Regions from separate parts of the Homo sapiens genome. Here region 2 is linked to region 1. A link is an interaction called in ENCODE POLR2A ChIA-PET data of the cell type or tissue named here. Cell type or tissue: GM12878. All regions are shown on one strand. Links, peaks and the distances in the headings refer to the core of each region. The heading gives the core; the rest is flanking DNA. Region 1 overlaps STK17A (serine/threonine kinase 17a). Region 2 has its middle 35 kb from the start of MRPS24.

Region 1 (11,804 bases), core at 5,924-8,423:
ACCCTCACGGACACGCCCAAAATAATACTTTCCCAAATTTCTAGGTATTCTTTAATCCAGTCAAGCCAACAACTGAAATTAAGACCATAAATCCACCCCTTGTCAGTTTGGCACCCATAATGCATCTCCTTTAAACTGTACTTAATTTCCAAATAAAGACAGTAACAGATGCACCTACCATGATGCACCTAGCCTGCATACAACTGAAAACACAGTGGAAATCCCCTCCCTAGAATTCAGTTTTCAGGATTTCAACAGTCGAGATTTTAATTGTTCAAGATTGTGATTTGGGGATTTTAGACTTTAAGGATTTTTTATCTTTTGGGATTTTGATCTTTTGGGATTTTTACATTCTGGATCATGGCATCTGTGATTGTGTCTTTCAGTATTATGATCAGCTCTGGTTTAAAAAAAATGAACAAGTGATATGAAGAGAAATTTTCACAGACATACATGAATGTAAATTGCCTATATACAGATGAAAATATTTTTATTTTTATAATGTAAATTTTAAAATAAGTTGTGAATTTCCACCTATCAAACTGGCAGTGATTATAAACAAAAGCGATATTCATTGATTGAGCCATTTTAGTATAACTTTTCTGGAGGACAGTCTGAAGTATGTATCAAAAGCCTTAAAAAAATACATTTTAACCCAGCACTTTTACTTTTAGAAAAAATTTTTTGATGGTACATAATGGGGTCTCACTATGTTGACCAGGCTTGTCTCAAACTCCTGGCCTCAAGCAATCCTCCTGCCTCAGCCTCCCAAAATGCTGGGCTTATAAGCATGAGCCACCATGCATGGCCTAATTTTACTTTTATTAATTTTTTTCACAAGGAAATATTAGGCAGTTTTGCAAAGATATGTTACCAAAATGTTCCTTATGGCATTCTCCATGTAGCAAAAAGGTAGAAATAATCTAAATGTTTGTTAGAAAAAAGGTTGGTTAAATAAGTGATGTCACAAAGTGGATTACTGGGCAGTCATTAAAAAGCTAAGGTAACTATAAATATATTGTCAAAGATTTAAAATATTAAGTTTAAAAAAGCATGTTACAAAATAATGTGTATGGCATTATGTTGTTTTTATTTAAAAGTTTATAGCGGGTGAAGTCTGGATGGCTAAAATATTAAGCATGTTACTCTTGAGAATGTAATTCAAAAACATGGTGTTCTTATATTTTAATTCAATAATTTCACTTGTAGGAATCCCTTCTAAAGAAATAATACGAACATGAGAAGCACAAAAGTATTTGTCACAGTGCATTTCTAATTTATGATAGTAGGAATATCCAAAAATGGCAGAACGGTTAAAAGTTTTTTTAAAAAATAAGTTTAGGAATCTCATATGGGAGCCCGCTGCTTACCAAGGATTTGTTTTTTTCTGTTTATTACAGATAGGATTAAGGTAGAATTGGAAATTGATCCAGAAAAGACCACCTGAAATTTCTGTCTCCAAAATCTCCTCATTCTTGCAAAACCTGCTCTTCAGCCTTTCATCCTGGGACCCATTTCAGTTCTTCCAGTCTTCACCCGGCTTCTGACTTTTTTCTTCCCTTTTCTTTCCTTCTCCTCTTTAGTAGTTAATTCAATTCCTCTCTTACCAGCACCTCACATTATTTCCCTCTTCCTCTTGGTCATCCTCTGCAACTCATTTGCCCATTTGAAACCCAGAATGCATGCTGTGTGTCCCTCCTCCTGTGCTGCCACACATTCTTGGAAGGACTTGGATCGTTTTTCATCTACTTAGTACAAGTGTAAGAGTTCCATCTTCAGCTAGGCTCATGGTATAGCTTGGCAAGTCTGTACCTAATCTCTTATGTCCTTTTAACACCCCCACCCCCTGAGCTAATCAATATCTTTACTGTGTCACCTACTTCCTACCATTCATGAGATACCTAGCCTTTTCTCCCCCATATGGAGAAATCAAGGCCATCAGACACACACTCCCCAAGCATCCCTCCTCTCTTCCTCTAATATCTGTCTTTGTTGCTCTCATGCCCTTCCCTGCTGTTCAATGGAAGAGATTCAGCTAATTATTTCCAAGACTGAAACCCTTATTTAAGTTCTTTAATTCTCATCCTTTCTTTTCTAGGACCTGTGTTTTGTTTTTTCCTAAGTTATGTAACCTCTTCTAGAGTTTCAGTCCCTCCTCCCGTGGTGGTTCTTTTCCCTTTGTTTTCTAATATTTCAGTCTCTTCTATGCTAAAATTCCTTCCTCAGCTTTGACTCTTATGTCTTGCCTTTCTCTTTTCCTTACTGCTATACTTGTTAAAAGAATAGTCTGGATTTATAGCATTCCTCACCTTCCAGTTTTGTTCTACTTCATTGATTCACTCATCTGTTCATGGGCCAATACCCCATTCACTTTTTAATCTAATGCCATCTGCTCTTCTAATACTTTGATGAGGTCACCAGTCCTGTGTGCCAAAATTAGTCTCCTCATTTTAGTATTCATGCCAGTTCTTGCTCTCTTTGAACACTTGATATTATCCCTTCTTTCTTGAAATCATGTTCTTCCTTGGCTTTCACAGCCCTATTTTTTTAAAATCTCCTCCTCCTCTCAGAGCCGTTTATCCTTTTCTACTATATAAATGTAAGTGTTCCCCCCAGTTCCATCAGCGTTACTTATGTCATACATTTATGTTTTATACATTTACCCTGGATAACAATCTATTTTTGTGGCTTCAGCTATCATTTACATGCAGATTATTTCCAAATTTTTGTTTCCAACCTCTGCCCCTTTCTTAAGCTCCAGCTGCCTGTTGCGTATTCCTGTGTCCAACTGCAGATCATTATTGGTCAATATATCAGTATCAGTGCAGTCAATAGCAGTCAATATCAGTACTCCTGCATTGCCCTATTAAGGCCTGTTTTTCTTTTGTTTAGTATCCCCATCTGTTTCATTGCTCAAGCTAGAAACCTCGAAGTTATCCTTAATTCCTTTTTCCTCTTTAACACTCCTATACAGTATAATGAATTACCAAGTCTTCCGCTTAAACCTCTCCAGTAGCTTCTCAGCTGGTCACCCTGGTTTCAATCCTGGGAAATCCCTCCTGCTACTGTTAGATAAATAATAAAAATACAGATTTGGTGATATTATTCTCTTGCTTAGAAACGTTTGGTGGCTTCTGTTTCTTTGATGATCAGGTTTTTTTTAGACCAAAATCAGTATGAATTGGCCAAAAATTTTTATGTTCTACTTTTAGTTTGAAGAGGAAGTCTTAGAGATATACTCTGGATACTGAGATACCAAAATTCTCAGCCGCATCAATAGATTGTTGTTATGGAAACAGGCAAGTTATGATCACTGCATCAATTAATCATTCCTGAAGCACCTGCTATGTGCACTAGATACTAATAGGTACTGATCATATAAAAAGTGAAAAAACATAGCCCCTTATCTCCAGGTGCTAAAAGTCTAGCAAAGGAAATAGATATGGAGGTTGAACATTCTTAACCTGGAAATGAAATGTCCCAAAGTTTGAAACTTTGAGCGCTAACCTGATGCCACAGTAGAAAATTCCACATCTGACCTTATATATTATCCCAGAAAGATGCTGACCACAGCTGATAAGATCACCTTTATAGGAATTAAGGATGCTAAGGATAGAATAACTATGCTGGGGGCTGTGCTAATGCAGCAGGTATGTGTAAGTGTAAACTTGCTGTGATTCCACGTGGTGGCGGAGAGTGACACCTTCACTTTCTGATGGTTCAGTGTACACAAACTTTGTTTCATGCACAAAATTATTTAAAACATTGTATAAAATTATCTTCAGGCTATGTATGTAAGTTGCATATGAAATATAAATGTATTTTGTGTTTAGATTTGGGTCCCCTCCCCCAATATAGCTCATTATGTATATGCTAATATTTCAAAATATGAAATCCCAAATGCTTCTGGTCCCAAACATTTAAGAGAAGGGATATTTGGCCTATAAATGATTGCAGCAATGTTGATGATTTACTAGGAGTTCTTACTAGTTGTTGTGTGAACTAGAGTATAATAGTCAAAATGTATTAAGCATTCACTATGTGCCAGGCACTATGCTAAGTCTTCCAGCTTTATATATATTACTTATATGCTTTATTTACACTGTTTATAAATTTTAGAACACAATTTTATATATAAGAAAAAAAAATCAACCTTAGGTTGTGCTGTATTACAAATAGCAGAGCCAGAATTTAGTCCAGGAGTGTGAGATTCCAAAGCTTCTGCTTTTATCCATATACTGTGCTCCTTTACTCTGCCTGGGAGGTTAGGGAGTGCTTCCTGGAGGAGGAGGCATTTCACAGTATATATTAGCCCATCATTGCCTTACTCTGAATTTTTTGAGTTGTTTTCCCCTCATCCTGTGCTCTTCTCCCTGACTTCTATTCTACCTCATCTCCTTCTAGTCCTTTTCTACCTCACCCTACATTCTTGGCACACTGCTTTTTTTGTCATTCCATTGTCATCTTCCCTGCATTATTTACGACAAGAAGTCTGTGATCATTCTTACCTTGGTTCACCTATAAATGTGCCTTTTTAAAGATTTTCCTCTTTCTCACTGGTTTTTAGCAATTTGAGTATAGTGCCTTGGTTTTATTTGTATTTATCTGGCTTGGAGTTCATTGAGCTACTTAAATTTTTTTGTTTATAGTTTTTATCAGATTTGGAAATTTTTCAGCCATGGGTATGTTTTCTAATATTTTCCTACCCCTACCTCTCTTCTCTTATTCCTTGAATTACAGTGTATTAAATGGCTTGATGCTGTCCCATAGATCCCTGGGGTCCTGTTTGTTTTGTTCAGTCTTTTTTCCCTCCCTCTCTCTCTCTGTGCTTCCATTGACAGCTTATTTTGCTGCATCTTAAAATTCACTGATTCTTCTGCAGTGTCTGATCTGCTATAAAGACTATCCAATGGGTTTTTCATTTGAGATACTGTATTTTTCACCTATGAAAGTTCCTTTTGGTTCTTTTTGTAACCTCCATCTCTTACATGATTATGTTCATATTTTACTTTAAATCTTTGAGCATCTTTATAATGCCTGTTTTAAGGTCCTTATCTGCCAATTCCATCATCTCTGTCATTTCTGGGTCTGCTTTTATTATTTTTCCTATTGGTTGTGAATTGTAATTTGTGGCATTTTCAGATATCTAGAAATTTTTGGTAAAATGACATACATTTGGAATGTTGCAGGGTTGAGTAGATTTTATCCCATTAAAGAATGGTGAAGTATGTTTTGGCAGTCATTTAAATTACTTGTAGATCAGTTTGGTTAGGACAGACCTAGAACTAGGTTAGCCTTGATATAAAGGATGGCCCTCCCAAAGAAGTCTGTTCGTTGCCCCAGTGTTTAGAGTGGCTTTTCTACTCTAGCTTGACAAAATTTAAATGTCTTACCCTTGTTCTTTGTGAACACTGGGAATTTCTCAGCCTTATAATTTTCCAGAGTTATTTTGTCTAAGACTTCAAAGTACTATTGAGCAGATCTCTTTGTGCAGCTCCCTCCTCTCTGGTACTCACCTGCCAATTCCAGCTGTCTTAGCCTTGCCAAACTCCCAGTCTGTCTTCTCAGCTTAGCATGGCTGCTGCATTCCACTTCTGCTTGGGTTCCTCCCCTACCCTATACCCCTGTCCATAAATTGTTACCAAGTAGGAAGATTGGAGAGCTTACCTTTTCTCACAGCTCATGGTCCTATACCTGTTGTTCTAATGCCTGAAATAGTTGGTTCATATGCTTTAATTTTCTAGTTGTTTATAGCCAGAGGGCAAGTGCCATACCATTTGGTTGGATGGGGAAGTAGAAACTTGCCCTTTAATGAGTGTACCATGTATTTTTTACACAATGTGCCCTCACACATGTGCTCCCTCTATCTAGGATGTGCTGTTACCATTTCATCTAGTGGACTTCTAAGTAATCCTTCAAGGCTCAGAATAAATGTCATCTTTCCAAGATTTTTTTTTTCTACTTCCTTTCCAATTAATTGCTCAATTGCTAAGTTATCAAGTCATTTAATATATAATTTCACATATATATTAATGCATATGTATTTGTTATTTAAATATCTTTCATTTTTCTCTTCCCCACTAGAGCTTGAAGGACCAGACATACTTATTTGTAATTATCTTTCTATCTCTAGGATGGAGCATAGGGCCTAACATATTTGATGGTTTGTTGAATTTGAATAATGAGAAAGTAAAGATCCAAACTGGGCCTCAGAGCAGGACAGAAATGGAAATGCTACTTTAGATAGAAAAAACAGTGTTTGGTTTGAGGCGGGAAGCTATGATACAGCCAAGGTGCAGGCAGCTAGGGAAACTCAGTTACTCTTAGCTTCTAAACATCAGTTATATGGCTCTGAATAATGTTGGTCAAAAGATAATCATCTCACAACTTTCCAATGACCACTAGAAAGTTGAAATTTTAAAGTTCTAAATGTTTTCTGTAAAAGTAGTTTTTGTACAAAACTTTTTTTGTTAACAGTTTTTTAATTAATTTCCCAGTAAAATTTTTTGGTTAAAAAGTAGTGTTGCTGTAGTTAAAGATAGAAAAAGCAAAGCTATTATAGGGCTTCTCTAGCTTCCATGTGAAGGAAAGTACTTTGTGTAAATTAGTTAATATTATATTTTCTGTTACTATACTTGAGAGATGCTTTTAACATCTCAGATTGTTCTTTAGTGAGATCACATTTAGTGATATTAGTTAATATGGCATTTAGTTTAGTTAATGAGTAAAATCCACAGTTAAACAGGGTTATATGATTATATGTTGTACCGAGAGAAATATAGTCTCTTTTTTTTTGAGAGGAATGAATGTCATCTTAATGGTCACTCAATCTAGCTTTTCGATTTTCTTTTTTTTTTTTTTTTTTTTTTTTGAGATGGAGTTTTGTTCTTGTTGCCCAGGCTGGAGTGCAATGGTGTGATCTCGGTTCATCCCAACTTCTGCCTCCCAGGTTCAAGTGATTCTCCTGCCTCAGCCTCCTGAGTAGCTGGGATTACAGGCATGCGCTACCATGCCTGGCTAATTTTGTATTTTTAGTAGAGACAGGGCTTCTCCATGTTGGTCACGCTGGTCTGGAATTCCTGATCTCAGGTGATCTGCCTGCCTCAGCCTCCCAAGGTGCTGGGATTACAGGTGTGAGCCACTGTGCCCAGCCTCAATTTTATTATAATAGTCTATATTTGAAATACATACTTGAAAATTTTCACAAAACTGTAGTTAGCAGTATATTTTGTGCTTATGTAAACTACTTAAATTGTTGAAAACACCAAGAAGAAACCATTTGTTAAAGCAAGAATGGGGCCGGGCATGGTGGCTCACGCCTGTAATCCCAGCACTTTGAGAGCCCAGGGTGGGTGGCTCACGAGGTCAAGGAGATCGAGATCATCCTGGCCAACCTGGTGAAACCCCGTCTCTACTAAAATACAAAAAAATTAGCCGGGCGTGGTGGCCCACGCCTGTAGTCCCAGCTACTCGGGAGGCTGAGGCAGGAGAATCGATTGAACCCAGGAGGCGGAGGTTGCAGTGAGCTGAGATCACGCCACTGCACTCCGGCCTGGTGACAGAGCAAGACTCCGTCTCAAAAAAAAAAAAAAAAAAAAAAGCAAGAATGGGTAACTTTATAGTGTAAAGAGACTAATTGCTCTTAAAATTTAGGTAAAGAAATCCTTGTGTTTATGTAAATTGATAGTAATGGGCTGAGGAACTCAGATGACAATAAACTGTGATTAAGAAACTGTTTCAGCCAAAATGCAGTTCTTTATTTCAATTGAGGAACACAGTTCTGTTACCAGCAAATTGTGGCCTGTATGTGCAGAGGGCTTAGTAAACTGTACATTACATCGTGGTGCATCTTGAGCTACTTGGAACTGAGTTGGCTCAGCCTATACCGTGTTTTGATTCAGGTTGTTAAATCCATACTAACAGTTATACAGGCTGGGTACAAAGGCTTATACGTGTAATCCCAACACCTTTGGAGGCCAAGGTGGGAGGATCACTTGAGCACAGGAGTTTGAGACCAGCCTGGGCAACATAGTGAGGTCCCATCTCTATTTTTCAAAATAAAAATACATTTTTTAAAAAAGGTATACAGTTACTGCCAGACTGTAATTAATTTACTCTGTAGTTTTGGTGTAAGTGTTCGCCATTTCTTATGAGTTATATATTACTTTAATTTTGCCCTTCTCTAGTGCTGCTGGGGGTGAAATCTTTGACCAGTGTGTTGCAGACAGAGAAGAAGCCTTTAAAGAAAAAGATGTTCAAAGACTTATGCGACAGATTTTAGAAGGTGTTCACTTTTTACACACTCGTGATGTAGTTCATCTTGATTTGAAGGTAAGATTCAAATTACAATTTTGAGATTGCTAAAGAATGACATTCAAGACATAAAATATTTAACAGTGATTTATTCAAACATGTTTCACGTTTGTGTATTATTAGGTAACAAGGATATTAGAATTGAGTCTTTACTCCTATCCTCTAGCCAGTTAGTTTTATCAGGGAGATAATGCACACATGTGTACATGGAAAGATACAAAATAATACAATGCCAAAGAAAGGAACTCAAAATATGATAAGACAGAACTTGAGCTAGATCTTTTGAAAAGTTAGGATTTAGATAAGTTGAGAAGAATGAGAGAAAATTGCTCACAAGAGTTAGGAATATTTGTGATGTGTTTGGGAAAAAAATAAATGGAATCATTTCACTGGAATTGAGAAATCAATTAGGAGATATTAAAAGCTGGGGAAAGGCTGGATTCTAGGGGTTTCATATGTCATGAAGACATAGATGATTTTTGAGCCAGGAATATTCGAGAAGCAGTGTTTTGGAAAATAGGCAGCAGTAAATAAATGAGAAAATTAAAGAGATTAGAGGCAGGTAGATTTCTAATTTAAAATCATCAAAGGCGGAGAAGAGGAAGGAAAGAAAAACAAAGGACAGTATATCAGTTATGTTCCTTTCAAGTGATCAGGGTGCCAGCTGAAACCAGGGTAAGCAAAACAAGGAAATTTTAGTGGCAAACAAGTCCAGGGATAATTCTAGCTTCAGTTATGACAGTATTCAGGGTTCAAAAACTGTTGCTAGTACTCAGTTTTTCTCCAGCATTCAGCTCTGCCTTCTTTGAATGACAGTAAGATGGTAATAAAGTAGGTGCTGCTGTTCAGCCTTGCAGCTACCTGGAGACAGCAGGAAAGTCAGTCTCTGCTCACAGCTCTGTCCAAAGTTCTGAGATTCACTCTGATTACACCAGCGTAGATCAATTTGGAACCAGTAAGTGTGCTGGTTGGTGTAGGGCTTTGGCTTTCCATGCCAGTGTCATCAGTGTCATAGGCTCCAACTCTGGAGGAAGAGGTATAACACTTTCTACCATCCTAACCTTTACGTGGACTGAGTGAAGAAGGGATGGATTCTCAAAACCAGTTGTGTTTCTGAAAGAACAAAGAATGGGTGCTCAGGAGACAATAAAGGTCCACTATGATGATTCTTAGTATATTCCTGCAGGTGTCTGTGGTAGGCAAGTTTAAGATCTCTGTTGATTTTCTGATGGTTACTTTCATATCAAGTCCAGGTGCAACTGTGGGGAAATGAAACATTCCTCAAACACAGAACATGCCACAGCAACCCTAGTTCCTAGTGTTTATTTCATTTACAAAGATGGCCTTACTGGCCAGAGGAAATAGGGTTAGGAAGGATGGTAACCTGAGAAGGCCGAAGCCTCTGGACCACCCCCAAAAAACTTTCCCATCCTGAATTGCAGCATCATCTCACACCACGATCATCTACTGATCTACCTTGACCTCTGCTGTAGTATCCCCTCTAGCAGAAAGTAGATGCTTAATGGCAGTGTTCTCTGACCCAGACATGAATCAGAATCACCTGGAAGGGCTTGTTAATACAAATTGCTAGGCCACAACCCTAAAGTTTCTGATTCAGGGTAGGGCAAGGCGAGGCTTAAACTTCAGGCCAGGGGCCACTTTAAGAATTGCTATATGGCCAGGGCCGGGCGCGGTGGCTCACGCCTGTAATCCCAGCACTTTGGGAGGCCGAGGTGGGCGGATCACAAGGTCAGGAGATCGAGACCATCCTGGCTAACACGGTGAAACCCTGTCTGTAGTAAAAATACAAAAAAATTAGCCAGGCATGGTGGTGGGTGCCTGTAGTCCCAGCTACTTGGGAGGCTGAGGCAGGAGAATGGTGTGAACCCAGGAGGTGGAGCTTGCAGTGAGCCGAGATCGTGCCACTGCACTCCAGCCTGGGCAACAGAGCGAGACTCCGTCTCAAAAAAAAAAAAAAAAAAAAAAAAAGACTTGCTATATGGCCAGGTGTGGTGGCTCATGCCTGTAATCCCAGCACTTTGGGAGGCCGAGCCAGGCAGATCACTTGAGGTCAGGAGTTCAAGACCAGCCTGGCCAACATGGTGAAATCCCATGTCTACTAAAAATACAAAAAATTAGCCAAGTGTGGTGGCGCACGCCTATAGTCCCAGCTACTCCAGAGGCTGAGGGGGGAGAATCGCTTGAATCCGGGAGGTGGAGGTTGCAGTGAGCTGAGATCACGCCATTGCACTCTAGCCTAGGCAACAGAGCGAGACTTCGTCTCAAAAAAAGAACTGCTATATGGCACATTCCGTAATACCTTTGTTTATTTATATAGATAGATAGAGTCATACTATATAAATATAAATTCATATATGTATATATTTAATACTATATAAATAACTGCTTAATTTTTATTGCATGAAGGCGCACTCTCAAGAAGGAGTGTACAGGCTGGGCGCAGTGGCTCATGCCTGTAATCCCAGCACTTTGGGAGGTCAAGGAGGGCAGATCGCTTGAGGTCAGGAGTTTGAGACCAGCCTAGCCAACATGGTGAAACCCTATCTCTACGAAAAATACAAAAATTAGCTGGGTGTGGTGGCAGGCACCTGTAATCCCAGCTACTTGGGAGGCTGAGGCAGGAGAATCGCTTGAACCTGGGAGGTGACGGTTGCAGTGAGCCGAGATTGCGCCACTGCACTCCAGCCTGGCTGACAGAATGAGACTCCGTCTCAAAACAAAAAAAAGAGGATACAGTGTGTATAATCTGGAGGTTGACTTCTACAGCAAACTTGATAATGTCCCATTTGAATTTAGGTGGAAAGGTAGTTTCTTTTTAAATACTAGTTTCCTACAGAAAAATTTACTCGTTTCCTACAGAAAAATACAGGGAAAAGAAAACAATGTGGAAGTTTTCTTGTTCTCTTTTGAAAGATGCCAATGTAAATTCATTTTATACACATTTATCTTTTCTCAAAGATATTAATTTTTTAATACCATGGCTAAAATGGACACTCAGGACCCAGTAGCCACATGGTACACAGTGGCGTTTTTTGAAAGCAAGTATGGACATGTGCACACCCACACGCTGAGGTGGCCTGATGTTAATGCTGAAGGTTACCTAGTTAAAACCTTTCATAGCTTGGGTGGGGGCATTGCTTTTCCCCTTCAGTGTGTCATATGCATAAGAAGTTCAAAGATCCTTGCTGCAAGAAATTTCCACCTTGCTTCCCTCGGGAACATTTACAAGGAAGATATGGCCTCCGCAGTACGGACTTTCACTGGGCTAATACTTTAAGTATTAGCCATGCAGAGGAATTCCCAAAATAAATGTTTATGCTGTAGCTTCTTTCATGTTTGGTTTTACACTCTTAACTTTGCAAAATCGTGTATCTGTTTTATTTTTTAATGATGTTTTACTAGTCTTATGATGGACTTCCAGGAAGAGAACCCCAATTTAAATAGCATTGCACCTATAGGAAATGAGCTTT
Region 2 (11,426 bases), core at 4,996-7,495, 230 kb after region 1:
TAAAGCTCAGAAACTAGAAATATTGGCTGCTTGGCATGGCTAAAGTTGGGTAATAAGAGATCTGAACGGATTTCTTTTTTAAAGAGCACTATGGTTAAAATTCAGCTTAATTAAAAGTGGATAAACAAGCTATAGATATATTTTAAAGTCCTTTAACTTTTTCTCTTCTCGGACCTTGTTTTTCTGGAAAAAGGTTTTTTTCTTCTCAGTCAACTGAATTATTTTCCTCCGATTTTTTTTTTTTTTTTGTCTTGCCACTCTTCATGCACACATGAGAGGCTCTGAGATAACTTCTGGTAGCCTGGGACTCATTGGGAAAAACAGAGGAAGTACCACAGACCCCGTTTTGGGGAAAAACCTCTGTTTTCCTTATAAAACTCCAGGAATTAAAAGTGGATAGCTCCCTCTCAAAATCAAAGGCTCTGTTCTGTTTTACATTGTGTTATCTGACGGTTTTGAGTTTTGGGGGTATCAGAAATTACTTTGCATTATGAGAGAGCTTTGGTGTGTAACCACTAGGTAGGAAATACACTTTAAGGGATGGCTAATAGTACTTATGGAGGGATACTTGACTCTTTGCACACTTGGATCAGGGAAGCATGCTCTTGGCCACCTGGAAGATAAGGGAATATCCTCACCCCACACTGGGAGATGAAACTCCCATGAAGGATGGGCTAATTACAAAATGGGCTGATTAGCTTTGGGTTACCTGCAGCGAAATGCAGAGCAGAAGCACTGCACTGTCTTCTCCTTTTGGGGATCCAGTATAAAATGGCACCCTTAATTTTGGGGCTCTGTCTTTGCCTTCAGCTGCTTATTTGCTGCTTATTTGGCCCTAGAAATGGATGCTTTCCTGGTCCTGTTCCTCCAAGGGCTCCAGCCTGAAGCCAGTAATCCAATTAAGAAACTGGCAAATGAAAAATCTTACAAGTGCTGAATCTTCTGTCTGTCTGTATTTATATGTGTTGCATGTGTGTGTGTGTTTACATATAAAAGAGCTCTGATTACTTGGCTTAGAAAAATAAGTGCCCGGCCGAGCGCAGTGGCTCACATCTGTAATCTCAGCACTTTCGGAGCCTGAGGTGGGCAGATCACGAGGTCAGGAGTTCAAGAATCTATTTTGTGACATCCAGTGTTTTAAACCTTTGATATTTGACAAATTTTCCAAAATCAAATTATAAATTATGTCTCTTCCTAACCTAATATTTTAGATATTAGGTCCTCTAAAACCCAAAAATGACTGTGTGCCACAGAGGTAAATTTCCTTGTCAATTGTGCCTTTAACTGTGGCTGCCCTAAAATGTTTTTGTCATCTGCCGATAATTGTTGTCTCACTTTGCTCCTCTTTAAAAGGTAATTTTATAATCAGCTACAAAATTTAACAGGTCCTCTTTTTTTTTTTTTTTTTTTTGGAGACAACATCTCACTCGCTCTTGTCCCCCAGGCTGGAGTGCGATGGCACAATCTTGGCTCACTGCAACCTCCGCCTTCTGGGTTCAAGCAATTCTCTTGCCTCAGCCTCCCAAGTAGCTGGGATTACAGACAACTGCCACCACACCTGGCTAATTTTTGTATTTTTAGGAGAGACGGGGTTTTGCCATGTTGGCCAGCCTGGTCTCGAACTCCTGACCTCAGGTGATCCACCTACCTTGGCCTCCCAAAGTGCTGGGATAACAGGCGTGAGCCATAGCGCCCAGCCTAACAGGTGCTCTTAAATCCAGTTTTCTGATTAATAACTAGGAGATTGTGACATTAGAATAGAAAAAAAAACTTTCAAATAGAAGAGTGAATAGTGTTTGGTTTTCTTTGGACTGTATTTGTATAAATATGTTATTGGTATGTGTTCCAAAATTATGAGAAACTTCTATAATGTTGATATAATTTAGTGTACTTTATCAATAATTATAATTGTTATGTAAAATTGTTGTATGCCACAGAAGTAACCAAAATTCCTAGTCAATTGTAGCTATAGACTTTTGTCATCCACAGACATTTTGTCTTGCTTTAGTCCTTTTCAAAAGGTAGTTTATAATCAGATACAGGACTCTGAGTTCAGGTCTCAGATAACTTTAAAAACTGTGCTATTGGTCAGGTGTGGTGGCTTATGCCTGTAATCCCAACACTTTGGAAGGCCAAGACAGGCAGATCACTTGAGGTCAGGAGTTCAAGACCAGCCTGGCCAACATGGTGAAACCCCATCTCTACTAAAAATATGAAAATTAGTTGGGCGTGGTGGCACACACCTGTAATCCCAGCTACTCAGGAGGCTGAAGGAGGGGAATTGCTTGAACCTGGGAGGTGGAGGTTGCAGTGAGCCAAGATCATGCCACTGCACTTCCAGCCTGGGTGACAGAGCAAGACTCTGTCTCAGAAAAAAAAAAAAAAATGTGCTATTGGAATAGAGGAAAAAAACCAAACTTCTAGGACTCTCATGGAGAGCTAATGTGTTAAACATTGCTAAACCTTTTGTGTTCAGTCAAGATAACTTATTTCTTTAGAGCTATTTGCAACTTTTAACAAATGAGTAAAATATACTCCTGTGAACAAAACTTGGAGCATATTTGTTCCTCTCTGCCTGATTTCTCCAGAATTTGGAAACTATTTGTGAGTATTCTCAACTTACAGAGGTATAGTTAATTGCATAAGTGCAATAAGAATCTGTTTTCTTTTGTAACAGGACACAACTGGAGAAATTGGTTATTTTACCAAGGCTTTGACTTGAATGGCATGCTTCCTTTAAAGAATCAAAGTGGACTTTTAGAGCCAATTAAAGCCCATTGGGGCATCTGGCCTTATACCTTGTCCACACAGGGTGCCTGTACAAGGTTTCTGATCTGTGGTAAGTAAAGAATGTCATTTTCTAACAGGCCCAGGAACACCAAGTTATCTTGGGACCTCAAGAGGAGAGGAATTCACCCAACTCATAGGTATTTGAGGGTACAAATCCATGGCTGGGGTTGGCCTTTAAAAAGTCTTATCTGAGATTCTTCATGGAAGAGAGTTCTATCAAAGCCAATTTTAAAAGCCTAATTGAAAAATAATTATTCTTGCTGCACCTTATGCAAATAATCAGGCCAAGTACAGTTAAGACTGAAGTTTATTTTGTAAGCAAATCAGTTCTATCATGATTGTTTTTAATAAAAATGGGCACTGGAGAGAGAAAAATTGTGCTTCAAAAGAAAAACTATAGTACACTGTTGTTAGCTGTTCTTGAGGTTTTTTCTGCAGTTTAGACTAAATTCTAAATTCTTTATGGGTTAGAAGTCTCCAAACTAATGCTTTCAAATCTTTGCTTTTAAACTTGGGAATTGTACTCCTCATCCTAGGACTCATTATTTACCTTATAGTATGCTGTTCACATAAATACTGTACTAAAACTATAGATGAGAATACTAATGTTTTTACCTTGCAAGCCTTGGAAGCTCAACCATGCCTGCATGAGTATGCTCAGACAATTGCAAAGCAGTTCCACTCTTCCCACCTTGGGGTTCACTCTCATTCCCACTATGTCCCCTTTCAGCAGGAAGAAGCCAAAGTGATCAACAGCCTTTTCCCATCTTCATAGCCTACACCTTAAGATTGAGGTATTATAAAACCCAAAGGGAGGGATTGAAACTACCTTTGCAAAAGTATGGCTGAGACAGTGAAAGGGATCTAACTTAACTGACTCCATCTTGCTTCTAACCTCCAAGTTGTCCTTGTTCATTCCTGGGCATAGGCTGAACTAACTTTGGGAGAAACTTAGTTTATAGTTTAAACAAAGATGGTAACAGCCCTTTCCCAAAGCAGACCTCCTTCTTCCCTGGGGACTAGATTGCCTTCGTAGGACTAACATTAGCCACAAGATTAGAAATTATGGTTTAGGAGTCATGAAGCTGGAGGCTACAAAATTCTGACCCTCCCTAAACTGCTCCTAAGATCAGGGCTTGAGATATTTTGCAGACCCTGTACTTGATGGATCAGCTGGCATCACTCAGATCAATAAACTGGCTCACCTGATCTTGTGGCCCCCGACCCAGGAACTGACTCATCACAAGCAGACAGCTTTGACTCCCTATGATTTCATCCCTGACCAATCAGCACTCCTGGCTCACTGGCTTCCCCCCACCCACCAAGTTATCCTTAAAAACTCTGCTCCCCAGGCCAGGTGCAGTGGCTCATGCCTGTAATCCTAGCACTTTGGGAGGCCAAGGTGGGCGAATGCTGGGGGAGACTGATTTGAGTAATAATAAAACTCCAGTCTCCCCCATGGCCGGGCCTGTGTGAATTACTCTTTCTCTATTATAATTCCCTGTCTTGATGAATTGGCTCTTGTCTAGGCAGTGGGTAAGGTGAACCCCTTGGGCAGTTACAGTCTCTTTTGCTGACTTCTAGAAATTATATTAACTACCATTTATTAAGCAAGCTTTATGTTCCAGGCAAGGTGCTAAGAGTTTTACAGACCATATTTCTTTTTTTTCTTTTTTTTTTCTGAGACAGTTGAGACAGTCTCACTTCTTTTGCCCAGGCTGGAGGGTAGTGGCGTGTGGCTCACTGCGGCCTCAACCATCCAGGCACGAGCAGTCCTCCCATCTCAGCCTCCTGAGTAGCTGAGACTACAGGCATATGCCACCACACCATTTTTTTTTTTTTTGGTAGAGACAGGGTCTCATTATGTTGCCCAGGCTGGTCTTTAACTCCTGGGTTCAAGTGATCCTCCTGTCTTGGTTTACCAAAGTGCTGGGATCACAGGTGTGAGGCATTGTGCCCAGCCTACCTTCTCATTTTGAAAGCAATACAATACCAACTTTAATGGTAATACACTCTTATGTAATAAACAAAGACATTTACAAATATCAGAAACCCAGTTTTGAAACATTTGCATTAACTGTGACCTGAATCAACTTTTTTTTTTTTTCAGACAGAGTCTCACTCTATCGCCCAGGCTGGAGTGCAATGGCACGATCTTGGCTCACTGCAACCTCCATCTCCTGGGTTCAAGCAATTCTCCTGCCTCAGCCTCCCGTGTAGCTGGGATTACAGGTGCATGCCACTATGCTAATTTTTGTTCCAGACCAGCCTGGACAACATAATGAGACTCTACAAAATTAATTAATTAACTAATTAATTAAAAATGATGTTTCTAAAGAATGTAACTTACACACTATGTTGTTAACAGTGTTAACTCAGTGGATGAAAGTGGTTTGCCACACTCATGCATATAATAAATGACAAACATACTTGTTTGAAAGATGCTTCTTTGAAAGCTACTTAGTGGTCAAGCATGGTGGCTCATGCCTGTAATCCCAGCACTTTGGGAGGCCGAGGCAGGAGAATTGCTTGAGTCCAGGAGTTCAAGACCAGCCTAGGCAACATAACGATACTCTCTACAAAAAATTTAAAATTAGCAGAGTGTGGTGGCATAGTTCCAGAACTCTGGGAGGCTGAAGTGGAAGGATCACTTGAGTCCAGCAGTTCTAGGCTGCAGTGAGCTGTGATCATACCACTACACTCCGGCCTGGGTGACAGAGCTACAATATGTTATGAACAGTGTTATTTTAGTGAATGGAAGTAATGTATGTAGTGAAGCGTCTGAAGACACATGTTTAAATAATGTTTCAGATCTTATGGACAGCTGCAAACCATGTCATTCAGAATACACAATCTTCTCAAGTGCACATGGAACATTCTCCAAGATAGAGTATATATCAGGTCACAAAATAAGTCATAACAAATTAAGAAAACTGAAATCATAACAAGTATCTTTTCTGATCACAATGGTATAAAACTAGAAATCAATAATAGGAGTAATTTCAGAAAATTCACAAATATGTAGAATTTAAACAACATGCTCCTATACAACCAATGGGTCAAAGAATTATTTTTTTTTTTGAGATGGGGTCTCACTCCGTCACTCATACTGGAGTGCAGTGACATGATAGTGAGATGAGAAGTCTTCTTCCGATCAAAGGTTTTTCTTGATCGAAGAGTTTGTGGTCTCATGGGCTTCAAGGAATGAAGCTGTGGACCACAGTGGCAAGTGTTACAGCTCAATTAGAGAAACGTGTGGACCCAAAGAGTGTGTGGCAGCAAGATTTATTAAAGCGAAAGTGAATGTAAAGCAAAAGTGAAAGTAAAGCTTCCACGTGGTGGAAGGGGACCTGGAAGGGTTGCCCTGGCTTGAGTGTCTTATGCTTATATGCCCTTATGACTCCTTCCCTTTTCCTTTTCCTTTTCCTGTCCTATAGGATTAGCTTATTTTCTATCCGCTTGTGGGTTGGTGGGCCTGATTGGTTAAAAACATCACGCTGCAGCTAGAGCTTAAACTCCCTATATGATTGGTTGAAGTTTCAATCCCTTAGCTTGCAGCTATGACTCATTTTGGCTTAGGAGAAAGTCCCCTTTGATTGGTTGAAGTTTCAATCCCTTAGCTTGCAGCTATGACTCATTTTGGCTTAGGGAAAAGTCCCCTTAGGGAAGTCCCTATTGACCCAGGAAGTCCAGCCAACTTAGCCACTTAGTCGCTCAATAGCTCACCACAACCTCAACCTCCTGGGTCCAAGTGATCCCCCCACCTCAGCCTCCCCAGTAGCTTGGGACTACAGGCTCATACCACCACATCTGGCTTTTTGTATTTTTTGTAGAGAAGGGGTTTCACCATGTTGCCCAGGCTGGTCTCAAACTTCTGGGCTTAAGCAATCTGCCTGCCTTGGCCTCCCAAAGTGCTGGGATTACCGGTGTGTGCCACTGTGCCCAGCCTCAAAGAAGAAATTTAAAAATCTTTTGAGGCCGGGCACAGTGGCTCATGCCTGTAATCCCAGCAGTTTGGGAGGCCCAGGTGGGCGGGTCACCTGAGGTCAGGAGTTCAAGATGGCCAACATGGTAAAACACGGCCAACATGGTGAAACCCCATTTCTACTAAAAATACAAAAATTAGCCGGGTGCAGTGGCACACACTTGTAATCCCAGCTACTTGGGAGGCTGAGGCAGGAGAATCACTTGAACTGAGGAGGCAGAAGTTGCAGTGAGCCAAGATCGCACCACTGCACTCCAGCCTGGGTGACAGAGCAAGACCCTGTCTCCAAAACAAAAGAGGAATGTTGAAAAAAGAGTAATGTTTCTCAGCACGACAAAGACTATCTCTGACAAGCCCACAGCTAACATATTTAACTGTGAAAATATTTTTTCCTCTAAGATCAGGAACAAGACAAAGATGCCAACTCTCACCATGTCTATTCAATATAGTACTGGAAGTCCTAGCCACAACAATCAAGCAAGAAAAAGCATGACAGACATCCAGATAGGAAAGAAGTAGAAGAAAATTTTTAAATGCTACTTACAAAGTTTGTTGTGAACCGTGTAACTTCCATGTAAGGAAGTAATGAATGTAGTGAAGTGTTTGTAGTCATGTTAAACAGGCTTCTGAAATGTTATTTATATACTATTTTAAAAAGACGTTTCCACAAATGTTACTTATGCAGTGTGTTGTGAAAAGTATTACTTTGGTGAAGGAACGTGGTTACCATACTGAAATTGATGTAAAATATTGGTCCAAACTCCTGACATTCCCTGAAAAGATTTATGGGAATTTCTTTGCTCTCAAGAGATTAATAAGAAATGGAATGAAGCCGGGCACAGTGGCTCATGCCTGCAATCCCAGCACTTTGGGAGGCTGAGGTAGGCAGATCATTTGAGGTCAGGAGTTCAAGACCAGCCTGGCCAACATGGTGAAATCCCATCTCTGCTAAAGATACAAAAATTAGCCAGGCGTGGTGGCAGGCGCCTGTACTCCCAGCTACTCAGGAGGCTGAGAAAGGAGAATAGCCTGAATCCAGCCAGAAGATGTTGCAGTGAGCCAAGGTCAAACCACTGCACTCCAGCCTGGGCAACAGAGTGAGACTGTGTCTCAAAAAAACAAAAACAAAAAAATAAAAATAAAGAAAAAGAAATGGAATGAGATCCTAAACTCTAAAGCCATGCCAAAACAACCTTCCTTTGAGGATTCCAGCTGACTATATTATGGCTCATTCTCATGCACATTTTGAAACAGATGGGCAAATTCTATCAAGGAAAGTTCAGAGCTCAGATGGTCACTAAGAAAACTACAACCAACTATGCGGTTAACAAGCAAAATCTTCGAAGTTCTCTATCTCTCTATTTTATTTTTTTCCTGCCTACTTTCAATCTGCTGACTTTTCTGCTGGTGTTGAGATAAAAATCACTGCTTATGACATTTGAGCCAAGATTTTTTAAAAAAAGACTTAAAGCCATTTCAAATTAATGACTTTACAAATAACAGCTCCATGATAAACAACCTAGACACCTGAACTGTCCCTTTCGGAAATGTAAATTTAGGTTTGCCTGCCTAACAACTGTGTATGGTGACAAAACAGGTAATTGAAAGACTAATAGTCTAGAAGAATTACATAAATGTTTAGAAAAGTTAGGCTCTCAGATCAGACAGGTTAAAATCTTGAGCTCAGAGCCATAATGTAAGTATCAGTGTCTGGCATAAAAATTGCTTTATCTGCCACTCAAGGAGTTAGAAAAAAATTTTTAAATGCAGATAATCTTTTTCCCACCCACACTGGAGCAGGTGGTGAAGCAAAGTAGGTCTGAGGACTGGATTGCCATGTGGACACTGTGTTAATTTCTTTTTCTTTTCTTTTTCTTTCTTTCTTTTTTTTTTTTTCTGAGACTGAGTCTCACTCTGTCCCCCAGGCTAAAGTGCACTGGGTCCATCTCTGCTCACTGCAACCTCCACCTCCCAGGTTCCAGTGATTCTCCTGCCTCAGCCTCCTGAGTAGCTGGGATCACAGGCGTGTGCCACCACGCCCAGGTCATTTTTGTAATTCTTGTCGATTTCCTGATAAAGGGGAGAGTGATTGTTACCTGGGAGAGTGTCCCTGCTTTGGGTAAAAAAACAAGTATTTTGTGTGAAATTACAAATCTGGTACAGCAATAACCACTGGAGACTTTGATAGAAAGGACAGGGATTTGTATTGCTATTGCAAGTTTTCCATAAGAATGAAATTATCAAAAAGTAATTACTTTTATTTATTTATTTATTTAAGACAGTCTCCCTCTGTCGCCCAGGCTGCAATGCAAAGGTGCAATTTCACTGCAACCTCCACCTCTCAAGTTCATGAGATTCTCTTGCCTCCGCCTCCCGAGTAGCTGGGATTATAGGTACACATCACCATGCCCTGCTATTTTTGTATTTTTTGGTAGAGACGGGGTTTCACCATGTTGGCTAGGCTGATCTCGAACTCCTGGGTTCAAGTGATCCTCCTGCCTGGGCCTCTCAAAGTGCTGGGATTACAGGCGTGAGCCACCACGCCCAGCCTCAAAAAGTAATTACTTTTTTTTTTTTTGAGACGGAGTCTTGTTCTGTCGCCCAGGCTGGAGTGCAGTGGCTCAATCTCAGCTCACTGCAACTTCCGCCTCCTGGGTTTAAGCGATTCTCCTGCCTCAGCCTCCGGAGTAGCTGGGATTACAGGCACCTGCCCCTACACTCGGCTAATTTTTGTATTTTTAGTAGAGACGGGGTTTTACCATGTTGGCCAGGCTGGTCTTGAACTCCTGACCTCAGTAATTACTTTTTTAAACAACCATGTGGGCTGGGTTCGCTTGCGTGAGGAACGCTTGCATCCAGGAGCTGAAGACCAGCCTGGGCAACATAGACATCTTCTCTACAATAAAATTAAAAATTAGCCAGGCTTGGTGGTGCATGCCTGTAGTCCCAGCTACTCAGGAAGATGAAACGGGAGGATCCTTCAGCCCAGACGTTAAAGGCTGCAGTGAGCTATGATCGTGCCACTGCACTCCAGCCTGACAGATTGAGACTGTCTAAAAAATGAAAAATAAGGCTAAGGCATGGTGGTTCAGGCCTGTAATCCCAGCACTTTGGAAGGCTGAGGCGGGCGGATCACTTGAGGTCACGATTTGGAGCCTGGGCAACATAGGGAGCTCTGTCTCTAGAAAAAAAAAATCAATCAATCAATCAATCAACCACGTCAATACCGCGTCAGTAAAGCAGAGGTGACACCAAACTTCATTCCAGAGGCTAAGCCTGACCCAAATCCAGTTCAGCCAAAGCTAGGAAACCAGTCTCCCTGGTAAGCCTCTGAATGTGATGTTAGTATTAAAAGGCTGCTGCGTGGTATTATACTAGCAGCCACTGTGTCTTAGCTGTTGAGAAGGACCTCCTGTGTGGTGGAAACCGGGGTTTTTTATTTCCAAAATTCCACATGAAGCCCTTCCTCTACTGGGGGTTCTGAAGACCAACTGCTCCTCAGTAGTCAGGACTGTGACAGGAAGGATTTTACTCACCACTGACGCAGCCTCAAGTTGTCTCAAAGTGAGGCGGTGTCCCCTTAGATCTGTGTTGAGGAAAATGAGGTTCTCCTCCTCACTGCGGGCCCGGCGCTGGCGGCCGCAGTAGGAGCACGGAGGCGGTGGGGGCTTCTCAGGGGTCCGACAAGGCGGCTCGCACGCCCCCTGCTGGTCATCTGGGGCAGCGCGGGGCCCTCGGCGCTCGCTCACTGTTTAGCGGTGGCCGCGTGCCCCCTCCTGGCTGTCTGGTTGAATTAATTAAATTCAGATCGTTCAATGCCATGATTACGGACGTTCAAAATAAAATGGGGCCCACTATCCTGTGTCTTTCTCAAAAATGTTAAAGAAATTATTAATCGGAACGAAATAAATGTAGATCCAAACTTTACAAGTTTCACAAAAATTCATTCAAAATAGTCCATTGACTTAAATTTAAAATACAAAGCTGGCCGGGCGCGGTGGCTCACGCCTGTAATCCCAGCACTTTGGGAGGCTGAGGCGAGCGGATCACCTGAGGTCGGGAGTTCGAGACCAGCCTGACCAACATGGAGAAACCCCCGTCTCTACTAAAAATACAAAATTAGCCGGGCGTGGTGACGCATGCCTGTAATCCCAGCTACTCGGGAGGCTGAGGCAGGAGAATCGCTTGAACCTGGGAGGTGGAGGTTGCTGTGAGCCGAGATCGCGCCATTGCACTCCAGCCTGAGCAACAAGAGCGAAATTCCGTCTCAAAAAAATAATAATACAAGCTATAAAAATTCTAAAGTTACATTAAATCACATGGAAAGCAATGTCAAATGAGAACTACTTAGCCAGGCACAGTGGTTCACACCTTAATCCCAGCACCTTGAGCGGCTGAGGTGGGAGAACCGCTTGAGCCCAGGAGTTTGAGACCAGCCTAGACACCCCTGCACCCTGCAACCAACCCACCTCTACAAAAAATACAAAAATTAGGTTGCTCTGCCTGTGGAGTAGCCATTCTTTTGTTTCTTTACTTCTCTAATAAACTTGCTTTCACACACACACACACACACACACACACACACACACACACACCATAGCCGGGTGTGATGGCACACACTTATAGTCCCAGCTACTAGGGAGGCTGAAGT

What was found. ChIA-PET counts read pairs that join two places held together with the same protein. Peaks named below come from ENCODE experiments on the same cell type or tissue, not always from the same donor. Only the 100,000 strongest peaks of a DNase experiment are listed, where the experiment ranks them.
Region 2: POLR2A ChIA-PET joins it to region 1 with 12 read pairs; 3 of 35 experiments call an interaction of 5 or more read pairs at or near these places.

Annotation. Positions count from the first base shown.
Region 1 is chr7:43,600,070-43,611,873 of GRCh38, forward strand. It overlaps STK17A (serine/threonine kinase 17a), which reads left to right. Exons shown (of 7, transcript NM_004760.3): 3 at 8,187-8,331. It also overlaps a transcript of COA1 not described here. Among named protein-coding and RNA genes, the nearest start is that of STK17A, 23 kb to the left of the region's middle. RefSeq lists an enhancer at 8,727-8,896. In GM12878, for the core only: no CTCF peak of the experiment used is centred there; no DNase peak of the experiment used is centred there.
Region 2 is chr7:43,828,554-43,839,979 of GRCh38, forward strand. No RefSeq gene overlaps it. Among named protein-coding and RNA genes, the nearest start is that of MRPS24, 35 kb to the right of the region's middle. RefSeq lists enhancers at 6,013-6,132, 6,057-6,351, 6,263-6,632 and a silencer at 10,539-10,618. In GM12878, for the core only: no CTCF peak of the experiment used is centred there; a DNase peak (open chromatin) is centred at 6,288; H3K4me3 peaks cover 944 bases; H3K27ac peaks cover 1,239 bases.